Linked DNA regions of Mus musculus: all the other regions are linked to region 3. A link is a loop called in an ENCODE intact Hi-C map of the cell type or tissue named here. Cell type or tissue: left cerebral cortex. All regions are shown on one strand. Region 1 holds the start of Prn (prion protein readthrough transcript). Region 2 has its middle 12 kb from the start of Prn. Region 3 overlaps 5330413P13Rik (RIKEN cDNA 5330413P13 gene).

Region 1 (8,000 bases), 83 kb after region 3:
TCTGGTTGGTCCTCTTTTGTCTCTAGAAACCTCTCAACCCCCACCCAAAAAAGCTTTCATTGCCACTTCCTAGTGGGTAGAGAGCAGTCAGCCAATAGATATTTGATTCTTTGAGGAAAAAGCTGAGTTTTGATGTCTTTTAATCAAGCCTTTCAGAGTCCCTCTGTGGGGGAGGCCAGGTGGAAGCGGGGTGGGAAGCTGGTCCCTTACCTAAGCTAATCTAGACACCCTCCCACTCCTCCCCTGCCCTCTTGACAGATGCAGTCATCCTGATCACAATGAGTATTCTCTGAGGCAGGAAGGCAAGGCTCTGGAAGATGGTCAATGCCTTCATTAAGAACCCAGAGTAAAGGTCAAGCAGACACCAGCACCGCTGAAATCTAATTTCACTGTAATTGAATCATCTCAGCCAAAGGCTGTATTTTCCAGCCCTCTCATGGCCTCTTCCCCAACAACTGTCAACAACTGTGTGAGCCTACCCATGTATGCGCGCGCTCACACACACACACACACACACACAGGGTGGGGGGACACAAGGATTACACAAGAGTACTTAATAAACAACTATAATTCTCCTGGCTCGGATAGTTCCTTACCACCCTCTCTCCCTGGATCCTAATACTGGATACAAATATTTAATCCAAACCCAATCTTGTGTCTGTTAATGATCTTCAGTGTCTCGCCCTCAGCAAGAGGACAGGATATTATGTTTTCCCTGTGATTTATGACCTCTTCTGTCTCAGTATTGGCAGCAATTTATTTACATGGCTTTGGAGTGTGTTACATGTGTAGTATGGACATGAGGGTGCATGTCAACCTATGTGTAGAGGCCAGAGGTCAATGTCATGTCTTCCCCAATCACTGCCCAGTGGTCCCTGGATTCCAAACTCAGGTCCTCACGCTTGGGAACTGAGCCAGTGCCCCAGCTCCTAACCCTCCCCTGTTTTAAAAAGGTCTCATTATGTTGCCCAGGTCAGCCTTGAACTTGAGAGTCTCCTGACTGCAGGCTTTCACCTGTCCAAGTCAGCAGGCATCTTGAACAAGAACATCATTTCCTTTAAGCTGTTTCAGGCTGTGTTTGGTGGGAGCTGTTAAATGCAGTGCATTTTTTCCTTTGGACACAATAAAAGAAAAAAGTGATTAAATGAGTTGGGTGTGGTGGTGCGAGTCTACAATCCTAGAACTCACGAGATTGAGGGAGAAGCATTGCTTTGAGTTTGAGGTCAGCTTAAATTACTTAGTAGGAACACCAGGCCAAATTGGGCTATGGGATTGTCTCCAAAGATAAAGAAAAAAGGGAAGGAGAGAAAAGAAAAAGAAAGGAAAGAAGGGGAAAAGAAGGAATCAGCAGAGAATAAATAAGTCAACATGCAATGGCCAATATACTTTCTAGGCCTCTAATTCTTTTATAGTTTGTGGGAAAATGTCGAAAATCTTCGTTACCAATTTCTTGTTACCAAAGTTCAACGATGGCTTCCTCGCTCCGTTAGGTAACCTTTCATTTTCTCAACTACCCATTATGTAACGGGAGCATTGGGTACTGGATCAGTCTTCCATTAAAGATGATTTTTATAGTTGCTGAGCGTCGTCAGGGAGTGCTGACACTGGGGGCGGTTTAAACAGATACAAGCATTTAAGCCAGTCCGGAGCGGTGACTCATTCCCCCACCCCCCACCCCCCCGCGAGAGACGCGGCGCGGCCATTGGTGAGCATCACGCCCCGCCCCTCGCCCAGCCTAGCTCCCGCCTGCCCCGCCCCTTTCCACTCCCGGCTCCCCCGCGTTGTCGGATCAGCAGACCGATTCTGGGCGCTGCGTCGCATCGGTGGCAGGTAAGCGGGCTGCTGAAGCCAGGCCTTGGCGAGCACTCAGCCTTCCGTCGTCAAGCTCGGCTCACTGCGCCTCTCGGGGCCTTGAGGCCACGGGGACTAGGACTGGGACTGGGACTGGGGCTGAGTCTGGCTGGGAGGTGACTGTACACCCCCTGCTGCGCGACTCCTGGAGGAACCGAATCCCAGGGCAGCCAGGCCGGGAGCCAGCCTTTCCTTCCCGAGCCAGATTCACAGCTCAGCATCGCTGGGGATGGGGGTGGCATCTTTTGACTGTCCTTGGCTGTTTTCTTCTCTCTTTGTAGTAGCTACAGCGAACATAATTTTACCTCGTTATTCCACCACAGTCATTACTCCCTTGCACAGTTTCATTCTCAACGTCGCCGTGCGCCTTCACTGCCCTGTCTAGGCGTTTTCATGATTGTCTATTTTCTTGTACTTTGAATACCGTGGTTTAATAGCAGTTGCGGGTGCGCAGAATTCTCCATTTCCTTAAGAGAAACTCCTGGGAGAATGGGACTAAAGACGTGCAAATTTAATTATATCGCAAACAGGAATCAAAATTTTGCATTAAAATGCCAAACATCTTGAAAAATTAACTATTCAATGAAGAAAAGGAACTACTTTACCTACACACACATCCGAGAGCTTCGAGGAGGCGAAGGAAATAGAAAGCTAAGGGATGATTTGGGTTGTATTTGAATCTGACACAAGCTTTCCATATTATTTATAGCAGGGACTAAACGATGAGTCATTTTCTGAATAAGATGCAAATTAAAGCAAGTTTGTTTGTTGTCTTTACATCTATTAAATAGACAGAGACAATGGCAACAGCAACCCTAACCTAGAGGTTGCCTGAAAGTGTCAGGTTTGGGAACAAGTGGCCCTGCTTAAGGGCTAGAAAGATTGCTTTACAACCAACAATCATGACTTGACATTGCCTGGGGTTCCTTTTGTCTATTCCTTTTTTAAAAGACTAGTGTTTATTTTATGTGCATGAGTGTTTTGCATCCACATTCGCCTGTATACACACCTGGTTCTGTGGAGGTCAGGAGAGGGTGCTGGATGCCCTGGCACTAGAGCCGTGAATGGTTATGTGAGCCCCTGCCACAGGGGAGCTCAGAACCAAATCCAGGTCCTCTGGAAGAGCAACCAGAGCTCTTAAAACTTCTAAGTATCCCTCCATCCCCTTTCCATCATATTTGGAAAGGAGAAAACTGCTACCCATGCCTGGCATTTATTTCAGAGATTAACTGTCTGTGTAAAACTTGACATTGAAAGTGCACTATTCTGTTTCCCATTCATACTTAGTTGAGACTACTGTAAGTCAGTTAGGGCTTTTTTTGTTTGGTTCCTTGGTTAGTTTGGAGTGTGTTTGTGAGCTCATTAACAGGCTTTCAGTATGTAGCTGAAATTTGCTGTGTAGACCAGACAGGCCTCAAATTTGTGGCAATCCTCCCTGCATCTTCCCAGAATGCCCTGGTACAGGCATAAACCACCGTGCCCAGCAGTAAAACAATCTGGTGAGGTATTATTAGTCGTGTGCTGTGACCCAGAAACCCCACTCCTGGCAATTTACTGGGAAGGAACAAACAAAGGGCTAGGGGAGCCATATGGCCTGCAGTTAGAGAAAATTAGATCCAACTGAAAAATCAACCTAAAGGTGTAAAAGCCAAGCAGTTAAGAAACTGACAGGCTCATGATGGAAGCCGAGGCCATCGTGAACACTCTTCATTTTAGGCCCCACGTATCACTGGGGACAACTGAGAGTCAAAGTACAGGTAAGGAGACCAAGGCTTTTCAGGACTCAGGCTGTCTCAGTGAAAAGCCCAGAAGAGCAGTAATTGAAAGAGCTCAGACGATGTGTCTGATCTCCTCTGTTTGTTTGTTGCTGTATTATTTCCACTAACTTATTTGGGAGGAAAAAAAACAGTTCACAGGCTTCTTTTCTTGAAATACTGGGGATTGCTGGGATCGAACCCAGGGATAGGTTTTTAGTTTCTAAAATAACATAGATCATGCCCTGTTTGCTTTTTGGAATATGTTTGCGCTGCCCTTATTTTCATGTTCAAATACTGCTCCATTTTGCGTGACTCTTTAGTATTGGTTTGATGATTTGCATATTAGATTAGATTGTATTTCAGTTCTCAGACTTATTTATCAATTCTAGTTTTCTCTTTTTGTTGTTTTAAAGGACTCCTGAGTATATTTCAGAACTGAACCATTTCAACCGAGCTGAAGCATTCTGCCTTCCTAGTGGTACCAGTCCAATTTAGGAGAGCCAAGCAGACTGTGAGTGCCCTGTGAATCATGATGGTCTTGGGGAGGGTTGGGAGGGGAACTGAAAAATCATCAACTGGGGAGATGGGGGCCAGAAAACCTCCGTGCTTGTTCCAGAGGCCACTTATGCCTCACTGTTCAGTGCTGTCTTGCGAAGTCAGCTTAATTCTATGGGACAAGGGCCACTGTTTCTCCTGAGGACTGTGCTGGGCCAAGGAACTGAAAGCATTTTAAAAATATTAAAATAGATAGGCATTTTTATGACAAATTTCAAATAAGAAAGGTCGAATGAAGGATTTTTCTTGTTTGTTGTTTGTTTTTTAATTTGGGATTGTTCTTTTGTTTATTCTTGGTTTGAGGGTTGAGTTTTTTGGTTTTTCAACAGGATCTCCTATGCCCAGGCTGACCTGGAACTCCCTGTATGCAACCTTCTAGTCCTGTGCCAAGTTCCAAGTTCCAAGCCAGGTTACCACACCCAGCTAGTTTTTCTGAATGTTGGTTTTAACTTTCTCATTCCATTCTTGAAAGGCATCTGTGAGCTCCTGCATAATAAATACTTAAACATACATTTATATCTAAAACAGGGATGGCTACAGCATTATAAAGTAATGCATAAATGGATAGTGTGGGCATTCCCTCTCAAACCTGGGAGTTCTGTGTTCAGTAGTTCTCTGCTCATTGCTACTGCAGTATTGTGTGGCTACTCCAAGGGAGCTGCATCCTCTTAACAGAAAGTGTAAAATGTTAGGTTCCGGATGGCCTAGCTTTGCGAGGGAGGGAAGGAGGGCGGGCAGGCGGGCAGCAGGCTCCATGCGAGGCTTTTCCAACCTCTCCCATTCCATCCATAAATACATCCAGGCTGTCCTGGGCGGATAGCTGATTTTTTTTTTCCAAAGTTCTTAAAGTAGCTCTGATAATGAGTCAGCTTACGGACCCTTTACTCTATTTAATCCAGAGATGGGCCTGAGATACCACTTAAAGCCCTAAAATGTTTTCCATGATCTTTCATAGCTTGATCCAGGTCCTTAAGGACCAGTGACATCAAATGATGAGAAATGAATTAATTGTACTTAGCACAAGAAAGATAGGAAATTTCCTCCCAGGGATGGGAATAGAGGGTGGGTCTGTCTGTCTATCTATCTGTGCATATGTGTGTCTGTCTTTATGTGTTTTTGTGTGTGCATATTGTCTTTATGTGTTTGCATGTATATATATATATACGTATATATATGTATGTATATATATATACATACATATATATGTTTGTGTGCCTGTTTTGTGTATTTGTGTGTGTGTGTGTGCTCAAGTGTTATTCTCTCTGCTTCATAATTTAACAGATTCAACTTCAAGTTGTATGTATTCTGAGCCTAGTAGGTTGCAGAGACTGATCAATATATATGGATCTCAGCAGCAGCATCTTAGGCTGCCACAACTTCAGGACAAGTTCTTAGCAGCTCTGCTCCTTGATGCCTATGCATAGCAGGAATAGAATAACTGAGTGACTCGTAGACCTTTTGTACCCTCCTCTCTATGGTTCCATGACTGCACATGTTGCTCCTATGAGCAGAACCTTGTGATGTCTGTGCAGGTTTACATGGCATTGGACCAGATCTGCTCTGGATTCTGTTCTTACACAGAATTTCTCCAGTTTTTAGGGGGTTTGTTTGGGTTTTTTTGTTGGTTGGTTGGGGTTGTTTGTTTGGTTGGCTGGGGTTGTTTGGTTGTTTGGTTTGGTTGGTTTGGTGCTAGGAAGCAAATTCAGAGTCTCACATGTAGCAGACAGATGCTCTAGCATTGAGCTAAATCCACCATCCAGTTCTTTTTAGGCAGACAGGCAGGCAAGGCTCAGCCCAGTCTGGCTTCCAACTCATTTCATAACCAAGGCAGGTTGAGCTCTTGATCCCCCTGCCTCCACCTTTCAGTCTCTGGGACTGCATTTGTGAACACCATGTCCTTTCAGGTGTCTCTGCACCATGTTTCTTAAAGTCCTCTGAATTTGGATAAAATAGTGTTAACTCTGGATTATTTGGATAGAATTGCAATCTCTTATATTGGTTTCTAAAATACATGTCTTTTTATTATTCTATTATTTAAGAAAATATTTATTTATTTATTTACTTTATGTATATGAGTACACTGTAGCTGTCTTCAGACACACCAGAAGAGTCCATCAGATCCCATTACAGATGGTTGTGAGCCACCATGTGGTTGCTGGGATTTGAATTCAGGGCCCCTGGAAGAACAGTCAGTGCTCTTAACCGCTGAGCCATCTCTCCAACCCTCTAGTATTTTTTTAATCTCAGCAAAATTGTATAGCTTTCCTCAGTAAGTCTGCTATTTATATTGAGGCTGAGCCCTAGATATTTTGTGTTCTTAATGTCAAATGTTACCCACTGTGTCTTTAGATGCAGCAGATTTCAAAGACTGCCATTCTAGCGAGCTTAGAGGTTTTTTTTAACCCTTTAAGGCCTTTCCAGGTGATTTTCCATCATTTTCACGTAGGAAATCACAACTCTGTAAGCTCCTAGAAAAATCTAAAAATGGCAACAGGCTTGATGTTTTCATCACATTAATGAAAACGCTTTCTTACTAGGATCATAGGTGTAGGCCAATACCTAGCTCTGCTTTTTAAAATTCATATACCAGTTATTCAATAAAGATACATTGAATGCCGGGCAGTGGTGGCACACGCCTTTGATCCCAGCACTTGGGAGGCAGAGGCAGGTGGATTTCTGAGTTCAAGGCCAGCCTGGTCACAGAGTGAGTTCCAGGACAGCCAGGGCTACACAGAGAAACCCTGTCTGGAAAAACAACAACAACAAAAAAAAACAAAAACAAAAACAAAAAAAAGATACATATTGAATGGATTCATTCTAAAGTCACTTTTATAGTTTATATGTTAATGGGAAGGGGTCTCATTTCCCAGAGATTTTTAGTTCATAAGACAAATATAGTTACTGTCTCTCTAGAGCTTTCTCGTTCTGAGCAGATTTTCCCTCTCTCATGTCCAAACTATAGCTGCCATGTTGGGGTGGTTTTATTTATTTATTCATTTACTTACTTACTTTTTGATTCTGGGACTTGAACCCAGGTCCTCACACATTGTAGCCAAGTGCCCTACCACTCTACTTTGTTGCTGTGTTTTCTAATGATACATGTGTGTCTATATTATCAAATAACTCTTAATTTTATTTAGAACGTCCACATGTTCTAGATTTATTTTGTAAATTATTTCTTGCAAATACAATACTTCATTTTAAAATGTTCTCTTCCTATTCTCCCTTTTTAGTTGTGTAACCATTGATCTTTTCATTTTTACTATCCATTTCTACCATTCATGTTCTCCCGCTGGCTGTGTGGGCTCCTGGACCCCCAGGAGTCCGCCATCTTGACAATATTCAACTTCCCTTTTATATTTTGTTCTCATTTTATATGGTTCCTAAGGACTTTAATAGCTTACATACCATTGGCTCTCTCACTACTGCAAATTAGTGATTATATATTAATCATTTTCTCAGAGAATTGATGTCCTACTTTTTGTAAAGCTTCTTTGTAGACTCTAGAAAGAACCCTCCTGCCGACTTTAATGCTACAAACACCGTGAGCATATGTACATTAGCATCTTGTGTGTGTTTTATTGGCTTTGCTCATGGTGTTTTCTCATAGCATTGAACAAGATTTCTTGGTTATTACCATCAAATTCATCTCTCTGCGTTTGCCTGTGCTTTGTGTCTCCTTGTCTGGAAAGCCCTTCTTCACCTTCCGGCTCACAAGAACACTCATCTGTATTTTAATATCATACACATGCATGTTCACTTGCATGCACACATGCATGTACCATGACACACACAATTTTGGGCAGTAGTAGGACATACAGGTTGTTTTTTTTTTTA
Region 2 (8,000 bases), 69 kb after region 3:
CGGGTTCTCCCTGGTGTCACAGCAAACAGCAGGGTTTCGTTCTCTGGCTGAGTTGTAGTCCATTATAGCTGCATACCACACTTGCTTTCTCCCCTGTTCATTGATAGACAAAAAAGTCTATCAGTGTGGCTTGGCCACTGTGAATGGTATTCCAGGAGAATTCAGGAACCTCTTGGACCAGCTGTTTTCAACTGCCGTAGGATATATACATTATATCAGGGTTGCTGATACAGTAAAAGTTAGTCTAACCTTTATCTTTTTGTGGAACCTTCACACTTTTCCACATGGCTATACTAATTTATTTTCTTAACATTTTCAAGTTTCTTTTTCTTGATATCCTCATCAATATTTCTCTCTGGGGATTTTAAAATAATACCCACTCTCTGTCAGTGTGGCTTTGATTTCCATTTCTGATGAGTAGTGATGGATAGCGATCTGTTTCATATGCCTGTTGGCCACTGTGTCTTCCTTTGGGAAATGTTGATTAGGTCTTGTAACTGGTATGTCTTTATTGCCAACTTGACTCCATTTTAAGTCACCTAGGAGATTGATGAGGTACACTCTAGGTGTGTTTCCAGGAGGGGTGGGAGAAGACAGTCTGTCACCATCCCATTGGCGCAGGGTGCAGGCAGAGTAAGAGAGGAAAAGGGAAGAGCTAACTGAGAACCAGCATCCCCTTGTTCTGATCCCTGGGCCAGCATGGAACCCACTGAGCTGCCTTGCTGTGCCTGAAAACCCAGATCTCACTAAAGTTTTCCGTCTTAAACTTGTCTGTATCAAAGATTTGGTCAGAGCTACAAGAAAAGCAACTGACAAGGTCCACTTTAAAAGCAGGTTGTCTGGGTTTGTTTTTTCCATTGAGTTGAATTCCTTAACTGTCCTAGGTATCAGCTCCTTGCTGGATGTTTATGATTTTGAATACTTCTTCCCATCTTGTTTCTCGCTTTCCACCCTGTTGATCGTTCTGTTGTGCCAGAGCTCTGCAGCATGGTGCAGGTCTGGACACTGTCAAAGGCTGGCTCTGTCTGCTGTAGGAGTGAACCACTCATTTTCTCATACTAATGAGTCTCTTGGCAAAAATCTCTCTCCTCAAACAGCTAACAGGGCAGAAGGACAAACATTTTGCCACTCAGCCATTCTTGAGAGTGTCAAAATGCATTTCTTTTTTTTTTTTTTTCATTGCATACACTAGCAAGATTTTATTGAAAGGACCCAGATGTAGCTGTCTCTTGTGAGACTATGCCGGGGCCTAGCAAACACAGAAGTGGATGCTCACAGTCAGCTAATGGATGGATCACAGGGCTCCCAATGGAGGAGCTAGAGAAAGTAGCCAAGGAGCTAAAGGGATCTGCAACCCTATAGGTGGAACAACATTATGAACTAACCAGTACCCCGGAGCTCTTGACTCTAGCTGCATATGTATCAAAAGATGGCCTAGTCGGCCATCACTGGAAAGAGAGGCCCATTGGACTTGCAAACTTTATATGCCCCAGTACAGGGGAACGCCAGGGCCAAAAAGGGGGAGTGGGTGGGTAGGGGAGTGGGGGTGGGTGGGTATGGGGGACTTTTGGTATAGCATTGGAAATGTAAATGAGCTAAATACCTAATAAAAACTTAGAATAGGCCTAACAGTCATTAAAAATCATCGCTAAGTGGTTCGATATTAGAAAATATATTGTAATTCATATGTACTGTAAGTCATGTGTTTGAAGGTATAGACAGGGAAGTGACATTTAACAAAGTCCATTCCTGGATTAACTTAATGTTTAGTATGATGGTAAACATAGATATTTCCTCACTATCACCCATGGTCCTGTGCTGAATGGTGCGGCCTTTACCGGAAGGACCAAGCAAGGGCAGCACTACTGCCCCTGGATCCACCACAGTTCTAAAAGCCTCCCCCAGTCCAAGCAAAGACAGAGAAATCATGGCAAATGCTACACAAAGGAGGCCCTGTTTGTCATCATAATTCATGGCTACTGTGAGCAAGTTCCTGGAATCGGAAGGGACAGCCTAGAAATGCCTTTGAGTGAATGTAAAGTCTCAAAAATGGTTTGAGACTTTAGCGAGTTGGCAGACTGTGAATTAGCATTAAAATGTTTTTCTCTAATCAAATGGAAAGTATACATACATACATATATATATCAAATATAATGAAAGAAAATATTCTATTCATAATAGCAATGAAAACCAACATAGCTAGAATAGAAATATTCTTGATACGAAGTGTACATGATCTGTTTAAAAGCCTGGAAGACAATGGCAAGGTCTCTGACAATAATGCAAAACAAACTGAAAGAGAACTATGAGAGATGCAAAGATCTGATTGGAGGCTAGAGAGACGGCTTGGTGGTTAACAGTAGATGCTGCTCTGGCAGAGGGAGGACCAGGTTCGAGTCCCCGCACCCACATGATACAGTCTTACTCCAAATGAAAGGGAGGGATAAGGCTATGGCTTAGTGGCACAGGTCTCACTCCACATGCATGAGGTCCTAGATTCAATCTCTAGTTCTGCTGAGGAAGGAGAACAAAACAAGAGACGAGAAAGTATGTCTGAGTTCTGCTGCAAACTCGATTTGCTCTCGGCAGTCATGGTCACACATGTTGTAAGCTCCTCCATTTTGCCTAAACAATGTCTGCTCTTCAAACTAAAGTAATTTGGCTCCCACAGATAAAGTAACTTGTGTTTCTAGAATCATCCCTCACAGTAATCAATGTTTATGAATACCTGACATTTTAAAATTGACTACTCATCTTACTTTCCTCACTGGATTAAAAGAAAAAAAAGAAAAAAAAGCTGCTTTTTAGTCCCCTTTCAATCTCTCTGCCTACTTACAAATAGATGGTGGGCACTCTGGTGCCCCTCTGCAAGCCTTGCCCACAATAAAGGCGTGCCATCTTCAAATTACTAATTCCCTTGTCTGTCTGTCCTTTTTTTTTAACATTTAATGTAATTTAATTTTATGTACATGTATATTTTGTCTACATGTATATCTGTGTGTCTTGTGCCCCCAAAGACCAGAAGAACTATATCCTTCTGAATTGGAGTCACAGATGGCCATGAGCTGCGGTGTGGGTGCTGAGAACCAAACCCAGGTCCCTAACCACTGAGCCATCTCTCCAGCCGATTGTCTGTCTTTGTCACCAGCCTTACAACTATCACTGCCAATTTCCTCAGATGTGCAATGGAATTAATAAAAGCTCTTGTAATGAAAGTCTGAATTAATTAACACATGAAAGTGTTTCCGACAGCGCCTGGCACATAGCACGGGCATGCGTGTTACTGCTGCCATTTTTATTTCAAAAAAAAAAAAAAAAAAAACCAACAACTGCAAAGAGTCAAAGAAATGTCTGGACGAAATGAGAAAAAAAGTGTAGGTAAGCTAAGACTAAGAGACATTAAAGCAAATGGTGAGACTACCATAGTAACTATTTAAAAGAAAACATAAAAATTAGCAGACAAAAAAAGTTAAAATACATAATAAACTCAAGTGCACATGAAAATTCCATACATTATTTTACAGATGACATTTCCAAGCAGTGGAGAAAAATCTGTATCCTAGGAGGCCATCTGTGAGGACGATCTGTCAGCCGCTTGCGGAAAACAAGTAGTGTGGCTTCCTTTTGATCGAACTTATCCTTCATGGAACAAAGATTTAATTTTTTAATGCAAATTAAAAGCACTATCCTCGTGGTGCATTTTTTTTTTTAAAATAAATGGGGGATCCTTTGAAAGCTGGAAGCTGCAAGGTGTCTGAAAAAAAATCAATGTGTCAGCCTGCTTAGACTCAAGTGTGTCTCTCATAGCTCCTGTGGAACGGTGTCAAGCTGTAGACATGTTAGAGGTGACCAGGACACCAGGGCTTCCTTCTGATGAGTCTGTTGATACTCATCAGTAGCAAGGTCGTAGGAGGAGGTAAGTTGCTATGATGCAGGGAAAGGATGCGTCTGTTTCTTCCTCCACCTATGCTCACTTTTGTCCTTTCTTCCACCTTGAGGTGACACAGGTGCACAGCCATGGCCAGGGGCAGACCTTGGCTTTGGACTTTCAGCTTCCAAAACTGTAAGAAATAAATCCCCATTATGCATGAATTACAAACTCTTGGGTATTCTGTAGCACACTGTCCAAGGCACAACCTTACGCTTTCCATTTTCTACACGACACGGTTATGTTTACTAAGTGTGGAAGTTTGTATCTTAAATGAAATCAAAGTAAAATATCTATGATACATGAAGGAGACCAAAATTGGCTTCTAACTATTAAAAACAAAAACAAAAAACAAACAAACAAACAAATCTTTGTGCTGGCTAGTTTTTATGTCAACTTGATACAAGCTAGGATTATCTAGAAAGAAGAAATTTTAATCTAGAAAATGCCCCCACCAGATTAGCCTGTAGACACACTGTGGTACACTTTTTGATTTATGATTGACAGGAGTGGGCCCATCCCATGAGGTAGTGCCACCCCTTAGTAGGTGGTCGATGATGTAAGAAAGGCTGAGCAAGCCATGAGGGGCAAGTCAGTAACACCCTCCATGACCTCTGCATCAGTTCTGCCTCCAGGTTCCGCCTGGGTTTCCTATTCTGACTTCCCTAGGTGATGGCTACACACTGGAAGATGAAATAAACCCTTCTCCCTATTTTTTTTTTTTTTTTGCCACAGAATTTTATCACAGCAGTAGACACTAAGACAGAAGTTGGTGCCGGGTGGTAGGGTATTGTGTGAGAGCCCTGACGGTGTGTTTTGGGGAGGATTGTGGTAGCATTTTAGAACTTTGGGCTGAAAAAGTCACTGGACTCTAGGAGCTCAGCCAGCTTTTCTGTGGGACCTTGAGAGTTAAGAATGTTGAAAGCAATGTAGATGGTGGAGGCCTGGCTTGTGAAGTTTCATAGGGAAGTTCTGGAGTCTCTTAAAGACTATAGGTCCCTCCATTATTTTGAGTTTTAAGAATCTGATATTGGTCAACCGGGGCTGAAGAATTGGTTGTGATTCAAAGGCGATCAGAGCCATTAAAGTGAAACTGGGACAGTGGATGCTGGTTAGCTAGAGCTGAGAAATTAGCAGTGATCAAGAAAAGACCAGCATCATTGAAGACCATAAGTTTCAGAGCATCTCTTCAGTCCAGAGCGGGATGAGGTCATGCCTCATGCTGGCAGTCAAACTTGGTAGTATGTAAGAGTTTCCCAAGTGGTACTGGCTTTGAAGGCTTGAAGGGGTCATGGAGAGTAGCTGAGGCTTAGCACTGTGAGAGGCTAGAAGAGGCCATCGGTGAAGGTAGAGACTCAGCAGCAGTGAGAAACCCAGGACTGAAGGGGCTGTGGAGAGCAACTGAGGCTTGACACTATGTGGCATGCTTAGAGTCTCTGAAAAAAGCTCTGGAGAGGCTACGGGTAAAGGTGCAGCCCAGTTGCAATGAAGACTCTAACATTTTGAAGATGCCAGCACCATGGGATGACCACAAAGAACAGAGGCAGCCATGGAGGAGAGACTGCTTGAGTCTAGAAGACAAGCTGTGTGTGTTGCAGAGAGCAGAACCAGAAACGTGCTGCTGCCAAGCCCCTTGGCGCCCAGAAGGTCGTGTGTCTGATTCCATTGCAGTTTGGTTCTGTCTGTGCCTTAGTTGTTCTCTCTCGGAATAAGGAAGTACATAACTTATTTTTTATTTCATAGGACCCCACAGTTGAGAGACTGAAATCTCAAGGAGATTTAGAGTTTTGAAGAGACTTTGGGGTTTTTAGAGAGATTTTGGATACTTTTGAGACCGGGTATTTTCAAGAGACTGGATTTTTAAAGTGTTTGAATTTTTAAAGACTGTGGGACTTTTAAAAGTTAAAATGTTTTATATTATCATATCAATATTCACATGAAATCTTGGGGGCAAGAAAAAGGAAAAGGTTATGGCTTAATAAGTGATGTGTTTATGTGTCAAGTTGACAAGATGTCAATTGTGCTGGCTTGTTTTGTTTTTTAACTTTTTATTGGTTCTTTGTTAATTTTATATCATACACCCTTACAACCTCTCCATCAACAGGGTGTGTGTGTGGGAACATCTTGTTGTAAAAGCTGTAGTGTGTCACAGTGTATCTTACAATATACCCTTTTGTCCACACTTCTTTGGTTGCAAACATCCATTGCAAGGACTCGTTGGTCTGGTATGAGGTCTCTGGCTTCTTCTACTCTATCACTACTGGAACCTCACTGGGACTCTCTAAGATATCCTGTTGATGTTGCCCTATGTCGTGGCGATTCTGTAGTTTTGGATCTGTAGGACCCGCCCCTTCATGCGATCCAACAGTTCATTGATAGGGAGATGTTGGGGTGGACTAATTCAAAGTTCTGGATCTGGACCTGAGAGATATCTGAGCTGGTCAGCTGGCTCCCCCACTCTCACACCCTAAAACAGGACTACCAGAAACTCCATCCTTGACCACCAACCCCACCCCACCCTCACCCCCACTACCAGGACCATGCTGGCTAATTTTTATGTCAAGTTGGCACAAATAAGATTATCTGTGAAGAATCTTACTTGAGAAACACCAGTGGGCATCCTGGGGTGCATTTTCCTGATTAGTGATTGGCTATGGGCAGTGTCAGCCCTGGGCAAGTGGTACTGGATGGTATAAGAAAGCAAACTGAGCAAACCATGGGTAGTAAACCAGGAAGTAGCATCCTGCCTCCAGGTTCCTGCCCTGACTTCCCTGGATGATGGACTGACTGTAAGCTAAATTGGAATAAATGTTTTTCCTCCCAAGTTGCTTTTGGTCATGTGTTTTTATCACAGCAATAGAAACCTTAACTAAAACAACTATCTTGCAGGAAAAGTAAAATGTGTGATTAATTATAAGAAAAATAACAAATGGCTCTAAACATGAAAGACCCAATCTCCTTTTTGGTAATTTTTTATTTTTGAAACAGAGTCAGGTTTTTGGATAGTAGCAGGTTACTACATAACTCACGCTGGCCTCAAATTTACATCTATCTTCATCCGTCCGCCTTCTAAATACTAGAATTAAAAGCATAAGCCACCACACCCAGAACAACCTTTTGATCATGTAAATTTGAATTACTAAATATAATTTTGTATGCATCCAAATGCCAACACTTTAAAAACTAAGAAGTAATACCAAAGCCGTGAAAACATGTGTTCTCGACACTGTTAGCAGAAAGCAAATGGTGTACTTCTGCTAGGAAATTTCACAGTTTCAAGGTTTTATGAACTCACTCGTAGTCATCAGTCTACTAACTATTTACACAAAAGGGAAATGTATATACGAACAAGGAAGACTTTACTACAGAAGCACAAACTTTTGATTTGGGGATGGAAGCTGAGGAGCACCTCATCTAAGCTCAGGGCATAAGACACTCTACTTCTCAATTTTTCATAGTTTAGATGTGTTTTGTCCGTTTCCCCCCAACCCCCCCCCAAGGGCCAATGCATTGGACGCTTACTTCATAAAGTGCCAATGATAGCAAGTGGTATGGACCTTTAAGAGGATACGGATAGGCCGTCAAGAACTCTGTCCACAAGAGGTCGTTATCCAAGAACTCTGAGTCTCCAGGTTCTCACAGAACAAATCAGAGGAGTGAGGCCAACGCCCCAAAGCACTTTTTCTAGCTTCTTGTCTCACTGTGTCATGTCTCCCTTTGCACACATTCCTGTCACCAAGGCCTCTTCCTCAGGAGAATCCAGTGCAGTGTCTCTTACCCTTCAGAACTATGAACCAGAATAGTCCATTTTTCTTTGTAAAGCAACTCAACCTCTGGGTGTTTCCTTATAATGACACTATATTGCTTGTAATGTATACTGCCTTTGGTCTGGCTATTTGCTGACATGGCTTCTCCATCAAACTTGTATCACTCTCTTGATTCAGTTGCTATAGAGGCCCCATGACTTTGTCACACACTTACACCCAATCACTGTTTTTACCAAGATGTCTCCTATAAATTAAGAGTGGCTCTCCTCTAACTTCTCAGCCCAAACCATAGAAACTCAATGTTT
Region 3 (8,000 bases):
TCACTTAAGGCTGACTGATCTTCCATTGTTTAGACACACCATATTTATTACATCCATCTAGAGACACACAGTTAGGCTACTTTTGTCTTTGATTGTTATGAATAATGCTGTTGTAAACCTGGGTGTGAAGATATCTCTCTAAGTCACTGCTCTCTGTATTTTTGACTATGTAACCAGAAATAGGCTCATTTCTGGGTCTGTGCTCATTCTCTGTACAGTGTTTAGGAGGACTGCCTTACTGTTTTCACAGTCAGTGTACTCCCAGAGACAGGAAGTAAGGAGTCCCGTCTCCCCCAACCCTGCCCCCATTTGTTATTATTTTAGGGTTTTGGGTGATAACATCCCAATGAGTGTGAAGTGGTACCAGACAACTTTTCTCTTTTTAAGACGGGGTTTCTCTGTATAGCCTGACAGCCTCTGGCTGTCCTGAAACTCTCTCTGCAGACCAAGCCAGCCTCTGCTTCTCTAGTGCTTAGATAAAAGCCATGTGCCACCATGCCTGGCTAGTCAGATAACGTTCTTAACACCAGCACTAACATCTGCCCACCCATTGGGTGGCACTGTTTGGGCTCCTGGGGTGTAGACAGCTGGGGTAGATGCAGGGAAAGGTACCTATCTGCAGCTACAGCAGAACTCAAGCAGGAAGGAGGTAACTTTGAGTGGGCCTATGGACTGAGGCCACAGGCAGGGCAGTAGAACTCAGGAAGGACAGAACACCCCTGCCTGGCTGGGAAAGAAATTAGACATTTTCACTGAGGCTGTGGCACTTGAGGCAAGCTTCTAAGTGTGGACCCAGCTTGCCCACAGGGAGGAGGAGGAGACTGGCATCTCTGTCACAGGAGCAGTGTCACCAAAGGCTAAAAGCAGGAAACCCTTAAGAAGATGTGTTCTAGGCAGCAAAGAAGGCAGTTTGCTTGAAGCTTGGATGCAGAAAGGACAGTATCAGATGCTAATGCTAGGGGTATGTATTGGCAAGGATTCTAGGGGCTTTGAGGCAGTTTGTGCTCAGCAATAGCCACCAAATGGTGTTGAGCAGGAGTGTCACGTGAGACAGTGTAGGGCAGTGGTTATGCCCAGGCATTCAGGAATTAGCCTGAGTCCAAATACCAGCTTGAATTCAAATACAGTTCGTATTTGTTATCATTGAGACTTGGTTTCCCATCTGCAAAATGGGGGAAATGAGAATAGCTACCCACCTAGGGGAGCTATGAGATCTAAGTGGAGAAAGCCCTGAAGATTCTGTGTTGTGTGGAGCTAACTTCATTCATCTCATTTGAGCTCTGGCTCATGAGCAATTGCTCACGTCACTGTGGGGAGATAGATCCAGTTGGGGAAGTAGGTGCTGAAACCAGGGGCCCCTGTAGAGATGGTAACAGTGGTGACCATGCCAAGTATGGCCAACAAAGGACTCTGGAGAGAGAGGGTGACAGAGTCACTGAGGGGTCAGATGGGTGTGTGGATTAGGCAGATAAAGAAGACAGGGGAGAGAGGGGCCTGCATCTGACAAGAAGAGAGGTGACAGCTGAGTAACTGAGGGACTTGAGCAGAGTGAGATGGAAAAAGTAGGAGCTCATAAATGAGGAGATTGCCCTGGAAAGCTACACTTTGAAGGTTCTTTCAGAGTACAAGAATGTCAAACTGGAGGCTGAACTTTGAGGAGGCATGCTCAGACAGGGGAGGAAAAACAGTTATACATCCAAAAGAGAGAGGAAGTAGCAAGCAGAGGGAAGACAAGGAGGGGATGGAAGGGTACAGTAACAGTCCCCAGGGTGGCAATCAACTAACAGCTGTATATTAGACCCAAGTTCAAGGTCTGCTTTGCTACCAACTTAGCTGTGGGCTATTGGGTAGGTTACTGAGTCTCTCTGAGCCTTCGTTCTCTAGTCTGTAAAGTGAGTGTTGTAATAGAACCTCCCACATAAGGCAATTATGAGAATTAAATAAGGTTCTGTTTGTAAGTCCTGATTGCCATGCCTGGCCCCAGCAACAAAGCCTAGAGGGGTGGTAGCTGGAGATCTTATGATCATCACAAACCCCAAGGCAAGTAAGCAGGAGCCAGAGAGGCGGATCAAGAGCAGCTGCTGCTGAAACCTGGGAGAGAACGGTAGAGCAGGAGGCTAAGCAGGGAGACCTTGAGGGAAGCATACGGCAGCCTGGGTGGTGGTGGTGGTGGTGCTAGTGGTGGTAGGGCAGTTACCAGTGCTGATGGGGGATGGGTGGGTACCAGTGCTGATGAGGTGGGTAACAGTGCTGATGGGGGATGGGTGGGTACCAGTGCTGATAGGGATGGGTGGGTACCAATGCTGATGGGGGATGGGTGGGTAACAGTGCTGATGGGTGGGTACCAATGGCTGGACAGCTCAGAGCCCTCTAGGGAGCAAGAAGGTGGACAGAACTTAGACATATGCCAATCAACATGTCTTCTCTGACTTCAAAGAAAGCAATGTGGATTTTCACATAAAGGCTCAGTGGAAAGATAATGGTAAGGCTTGGGTCTCTCCTCATGAGCAGTGAGAGAGAATGAAACAGCTACAGTCCAGATTCTATACTTAGGGAACAGGGCAGCTTGGGAGGTATACGGAGGAGTGGCATGCTGGTACAGTTTTAAAGGGTGGATGTAGGGGTGGAAGGAGTGGTGGGTTTGCATCTCTGGTGGGGTGCCATACCTGCCCTGGTAAGTGTTAGTAAAATTGAATGACAAGGGTCTACAATTCCCATGTTGAGGTTTCAATAACATTACTTCTCCAAAGATTCCCCAATTCAGGTTATGCTATGCCCCTCAAATAGTATTAAACCAAATCACATCACCCAACACCCCAAATCTTACACTAACACACTTTGGGGGGCCCTTGACAAACTGAGAAGGATGGAGCCCCGTCATCCTGGAGACAAGCAGCTGGAAGGTGTGTGTGTGCAGGAGTCTCTATGAAGACATATAAACAGTCTCTGTCATCTGAGAACAACCGAATACAGAAAGCTTATTTCGTTAGCATAAGAGTGTCAGACACATTGTACCCCATAAATACAAACCATTGTCAATCAAGAGCAAAATTTAAAAACCAACCACCAGGGGGCACTTGCTGAGCATTTTCTCTGAGATGATCTCATTTTCCCTCCGGAAGTCTTGCCCTGATTTTCAAACTATTGCACCATGACAGTGAAAGCCAAAAAAGAAAAAAAGAAAAAAGAAAAGAAAAGAGGAAAAGAAAAAGAAAAAGAAAAAAAGGAAAAAAATCGGTTCATTCAAAGTATCCCAGCCTTGTGGTTGGGCCACCCACTCTAATTTCACAAAGCAGTGGGAGGATCAAGGGACAGCTCCAGTATTGCTTAGCCATGATGGAAAATCAAAGCTAGACTTCCAGTTATCTCTGGAAGAGTAGTGTCCAGTAGCTGTCGGGTAGCCAGGCAGCTTAGAAGGTCACTCTACCCCTCCACCTTTCAAGTTCCTTCAAGCTGTCTTAGGTGCGGTTGGACAGGGGACGTCCTTCCAAATGCAGCCTGTGGGGTTCGGGTTTTTTGGCAGGAGATCACAGTGCTGAATACAGCAGCCCTCTGTCCTCTGTGCGGGCTTCTGTGGAACCTTGGCTTGCGCTCTGGACCGCCTGGGCTCAAGGAAACCATTGCAATAGGAGGAAAGGTCTAAGCAGACCCAGGGTTTTCTTCCTTCCAGGCGCCCTCTGGTGCCGCTGCACACTCAAAGAAAGGCTTCTTTCACCGGCGGCGCTAGGGGAAGTGGGCTCTATTTTCCAGTCAGAAAAGGAATGGGCTGTTCTTTCTTGGTGCTTTGGTGGGATCCTCACGGCCCATCCAGGTAGTTTACATATGAAATGACTCCCCAGCATCCCCAAGCATGGTGCCTGAGACCCAGAAGGCACTTACCCTTTCGTAAAAAAACGCTTTCTTCTACTTCTTAACCTCAGGTGGCCCTGACCTGGCTCTAAGTCACAGGTAATGTCTACATCAAAGTTGGGACTGGGTCCTTGAATATTTCTCTCCAAATGCAACAACAACAAGCCCTGATTCTGTAGCAACGACGGGAATTTTAATGATTAAGTCAAGTGAGTCTTTAAATTACAGATACTAATATAACTGTGTGATTCCCCAATCTGTCCCCAGATTGGCCCTGGATGGTCGCCCAGCCTCCAAGAGAATCAGTTTCCTAAAATGAGAAAGAATTCAAAGTGAAAATGTGAAAGAAAGGGGGGTAGGGGGATAGGGTTGGGTATAGAAGCATATTCCCCTCGTTATTTCATTGTTAGCTGGGGGGGGGGGGGGGATATGTCATGCTGTCATGCTGGAGACCGAACAAAAGAGGAGAATATTCTTATATCAGGCACTCTACCACACACCTCTAACAGGGAGGGTAGCAGAGACAGACTGAGCAACTGTCCTTAGTTGTGTGGGAATTCTCAGCTGGTGAGAATCTGCGGTCAGACAGAGTTTGGGTAGGGGCTCATTTCCTTCCCATATTCTCCTAATTGTCCTTTCCTACTCTGCCTCAGCTTCTCCCTCTGAGACTTAGATCTCTTCATCTTAAGAGTTGATGAAGACTGGCAATCTATCTTCTGTCACCTATATTTCAGGAGTACACAGGTGACAGACTTCTCTTCTAGGATCAAAAGTCTTCCCTAAGGGAGAATAAGAAGGCCTAAGCTTGTAGAGAGAAGATCATCGTTTAGCAGGAATCTTGGCGAAAGGGCATCACCTCTCAGTATAGCAAGACCACACCGAAAATAAAGCACATAGGAGATTGTCAGGTCTAAGACCAGCACTAAGAATAGCAAGGCCTATTTATCACGAGATGCCTGATAATCATTATAATAGTAAATACTTAACACTTAGGGTAGAATCAGTCATAGACTTAATATGAGTTTGTACATATTAGAGACCCGAGTCTCACTTGTCTCTGCACTACCCTTAGGCCATTAAATTAGCTCTTCCTAGTCACATTAACTTTTTGAGTTTAGGAATGAAGATTCCACACTATAAAAATGTATAGGATGTAGTTACACATCAGTTTTAAGAAGGAATCCAATGGGGGGGTGGGGGTGGTATATAGTGTTAGGTTGTAGTCAAGGTATGTTACTGAAGAGGACTAAAAGAAACACAATAAGCAAACCACAGCACAAAGGTTCCAGCTGCCAACAGGCTCCTAAACCGGTTTGATGGATACTGTGTGGGAGACCTAGTTAGTGTGCTTGCTACTTTGTTTGAAGAGAACTTTTAAGTCTTGATTTATGGCATGAACAGCCTTGTCTCTAAAATGGTCTTGAGGCTGTAGAGACTGAGGTGGGATAGATTTGCTGCAGAATAACTTCTCCAGTTATTTTGTTATTTTAGTCGGGGGTGGGGGTGGGGGGGTGGGGGTGAGGCAGGTCTTCGTGCCTCCTGAGGAGCCATCAATAAACATCAGAGGACACCCACATCCTTGTCAGGGAAGCAAAAGCTAATAAACAATTAGTTTTTCTTGGAGTGTGGCTGTCCTTTGGTGTAGGCTAGGAAAGGTGGTGGCTCAGTCCCCCCCCCCTCCCGTCACTAAAGCAAACAGACCCCCTAAGACTTTGGGGACTACGGACTTAATCTTTTTCCCCCCAAAGGCCAAGTGACTAGAGTAGTAAAAATCTTCCTTTGCAGCTAATGAAAGACTCACAACGTGAGGACTCCCCCACGTTCTGACTCAGGAGAGGCGACACCCCAAAATCACCCACAAGAAACGGTCTTGTTGCAAACTGCAAGAGGATTTTTATTCAAGAGCGCTCTTGGGCCCACGGTCATACACCATGCAGGGGTAGAGTGGCGCCCCGAGTAGCTGGGTAAGGGGGGTATTTAAAGGAAGAAACCACAACTCAAGGAAGTGGGGAGGGCGTTGTTGGAAGATACCAAAGATACCAGTTAAGAGTCACAAGGAAGTGTAAAGTTACAAGAGTCACAAGGAATACTTGGTAATTGTTAACTCTCAAGACAGCTTCTAAGAGCCCCTAACAACAGCACATTTGCATTTCAGGTTCTGGTAGTGGTCAGGGTGACTTTCTTTGAATGAGCACTCTTTGAACCCAGGAAGCAGGTGGGTAGAGGAATGTCGCTATCTGTTTTATGATTAGCATACCTTTACAAAGGCCACATTCCCAAGCCTGGGCCTAAAGGCCTAGAATTCTGTTTTTACTTTGTTATACTTTCACTAACATGCTAATGAACCACCTTCTTTTTTTTTTTTTAATATTTAAGACAACAAGGATGGTATTGGCCTTTGTTGAATCCATTTTTTAAAATTGTTGTTGTTTCTGCATAAGGTAGGGTTTAAACTTGATTTGGGAAAGAGGTGTCCCAGCCATGTCTGCAGCCTCCAGACTTTATCATAGGCTGTTCCAGGTTGTAAGCACCTGGCTATCCTGGCTACAGCGTCTAGCTGGACCTCGAATGAGCACTGCCAGATGCGTTGCCTCTCTGTCACATAAAGAGCAGTTTCCAAGGCTGAACCTGACAACAATCATTCCTTAGACTTCGGGCTATTCCCATAAACACTGGTGACTACATACATTTGTTTAAAACAGGCCTTGGGTTATCAATTAAGGCAGAGAACAAAGTCCCCATACTGAAAAATTAGCAGTTTTAACCTGCCACATCGAAAGTTACCCAATATACCTGATGGTTGAGTCATTCATTCCACTGGTTTTTTTCCCCTTAATTTATTTTACTTTGTGTGCATAAATGTGTTGCCTGTGTGCATGTATGTGTACTACATGCCTGCCTAGGTCCTCTGCAAGAGCAACAAAGTTCTTAACTGCTGAGCCATCTCTCTAGCCCCCCACTGGGGTTTTCATCTGGGAGCCAGCCTTGGATGGCTTCCTTAAGGACAGCCATGGAGGGAGCTGAGCCTATATTCTGAGCTCTGCCCCTCTACAAAGAGAGACACCACTGTTTGTTTTGTTTTTAGAACCCCACGCGGTGCTGTCCTTTTCCAGTGTCCTGGTTTTGTCACAGTTGGAGTAAGTTGCTGTCCCTTTAAAAGCCTCTCTTCTGCTAGGGGGTGGGGTGCTCCTCCTGAGCAGCAGGTTGTCTGCCTGGGGAAAACACCATTCCCCAGGAATAAAGCTATTACATTAACTGAGCTTGTTCCCTTGGCTATAATCCTCCCCTGGGCAGTTCAGACTGTCTCTATTTTATTTGTTGTTAGGAAGTCCAAGAGCTACACTTAAAAATTATTTGGGGAGTTTGGTGACTCACTACCTACTTTTGCAGTTTTCTCCTCATATGTTTATTGAGCAATAAAATAAGAATTATCAATAATCTGCCCATAAGAAAATTACAGCAAAGATAGTCACAAGAAGACCATCTTTTACAAAGTCTTGCCTTTCATGAATCATTTTGTGGCTCACACAGTTGTCCTGTGGCATGCCTATGCTTTGGGTTTTGTCCTCGTCTCTTTTCTTCTTTAATTTTGAAGCATCATTTTAGTGTAAGACAGAACTAAAATAATGTCTTACCTGAAAACATTTATTTTCCTCTTTAATCTTCTACCAAAAAATATTTTTCTATCTATAATTTTTTATATATTTTCTTAGTTAATGGTTTCTGTCTCAGAGTTTCTACTGCTATGATAAGACACCTTGACCAAAAGCAACTTGTGGAGGGAAGGAGCTATTTCATATGACATTTTCAGCTGACATGTTCAGGAAACTCAGGACACGAACCTGGAGGCAGGAACATACGCAAAGACCACAGAGGGATGCCTGCTGACTGGCTTCCTCCCATGGCTTACTTGGATTGATTTCTCTTAAAAAAAAAAAAATAAGACAAAACAAAACAAAACCCAGCAATAACAGCAACAACAAACCACCCCAAACAAAAACAACAGCTAGGTTCTCATTCATTCATCCACCCACCTGTCCATTCATTTTTTTTAATGTCACAAAATTAAATATAATAAGATTAAAAACTAAAAACTAGTACATCAAAGTTAGACAAGACAAATCAACAGAAGGAAAAGAACCGGAGAGAAG

Evidence for each region. Hi-C counts contacts between places; a loop is a spot of excess contacts. Peaks named below come from ENCODE experiments on the same cell type or tissue, not always from the same donor. Only the 100,000 strongest peaks of a DNase experiment are listed, where the experiment ranks them.
Region 1: it touches region 3 in a loop (7-fold over the local background); 4 of 42 quality-filtered maps call a loop at or near these places.
Region 2: it touches region 3 in a loop (2.0-fold over the local background); 8 of 42 quality-filtered maps call a loop at or near these places.

What each region holds. Positions count from the first base shown.
Region 1 is chr2:131,908,174-131,916,173 of GRCm38, forward strand. Prn (prion protein readthrough transcript) reads left to right here and starts at 1,755. Exons shown (of 5, transcript NM_001278259.1): 1 at 1,755-1,830; 2 at 4,022-4,119. It overlaps Prnp (prion protein), which reads left to right and starts at 1,755. Exons shown (of 3, transcript NM_011170.3): 1 at 1,755-1,830; 2 at 4,022-4,119. In left cerebral cortex, no CTCF peak of the experiment used is centred here; DNase peaks (open chromatin) are centred at 1,721, 3,414, 4,849 and 5,863; H3K4me3 peaks cover 5,297 bases; H3K27ac peaks cover 3,749 bases.
Region 2 is chr2:131,894,313-131,902,312 of GRCm38, forward strand. No RefSeq gene overlaps it. Among named protein-coding and RNA genes, the nearest start is that of Prn, 12 kb to the right of the region's middle. In left cerebral cortex, no CTCF peak of the experiment used is centred here; no DNase peak of the experiment used is centred here; H3K27ac peaks cover 351 bases.
Region 3 is chr2:131,825,157-131,833,156 of GRCm38, forward strand. All of the region lies in intron 2 of 5330413P13Rik (RIKEN cDNA 5330413P13 gene), which reads right to left. Among named protein-coding and RNA genes, the nearest start is that of 5330413P13Rik, 18 kb to the right of the region's middle. In left cerebral cortex, CTCF peaks have their summits at 3,064 (motif pointing right) and 3,689 (motif pointing left); DNase peaks (open chromatin) are centred at 3,074 and 3,598; H3K4me3 peaks cover 369 bases; H3K27ac peaks cover 797 bases.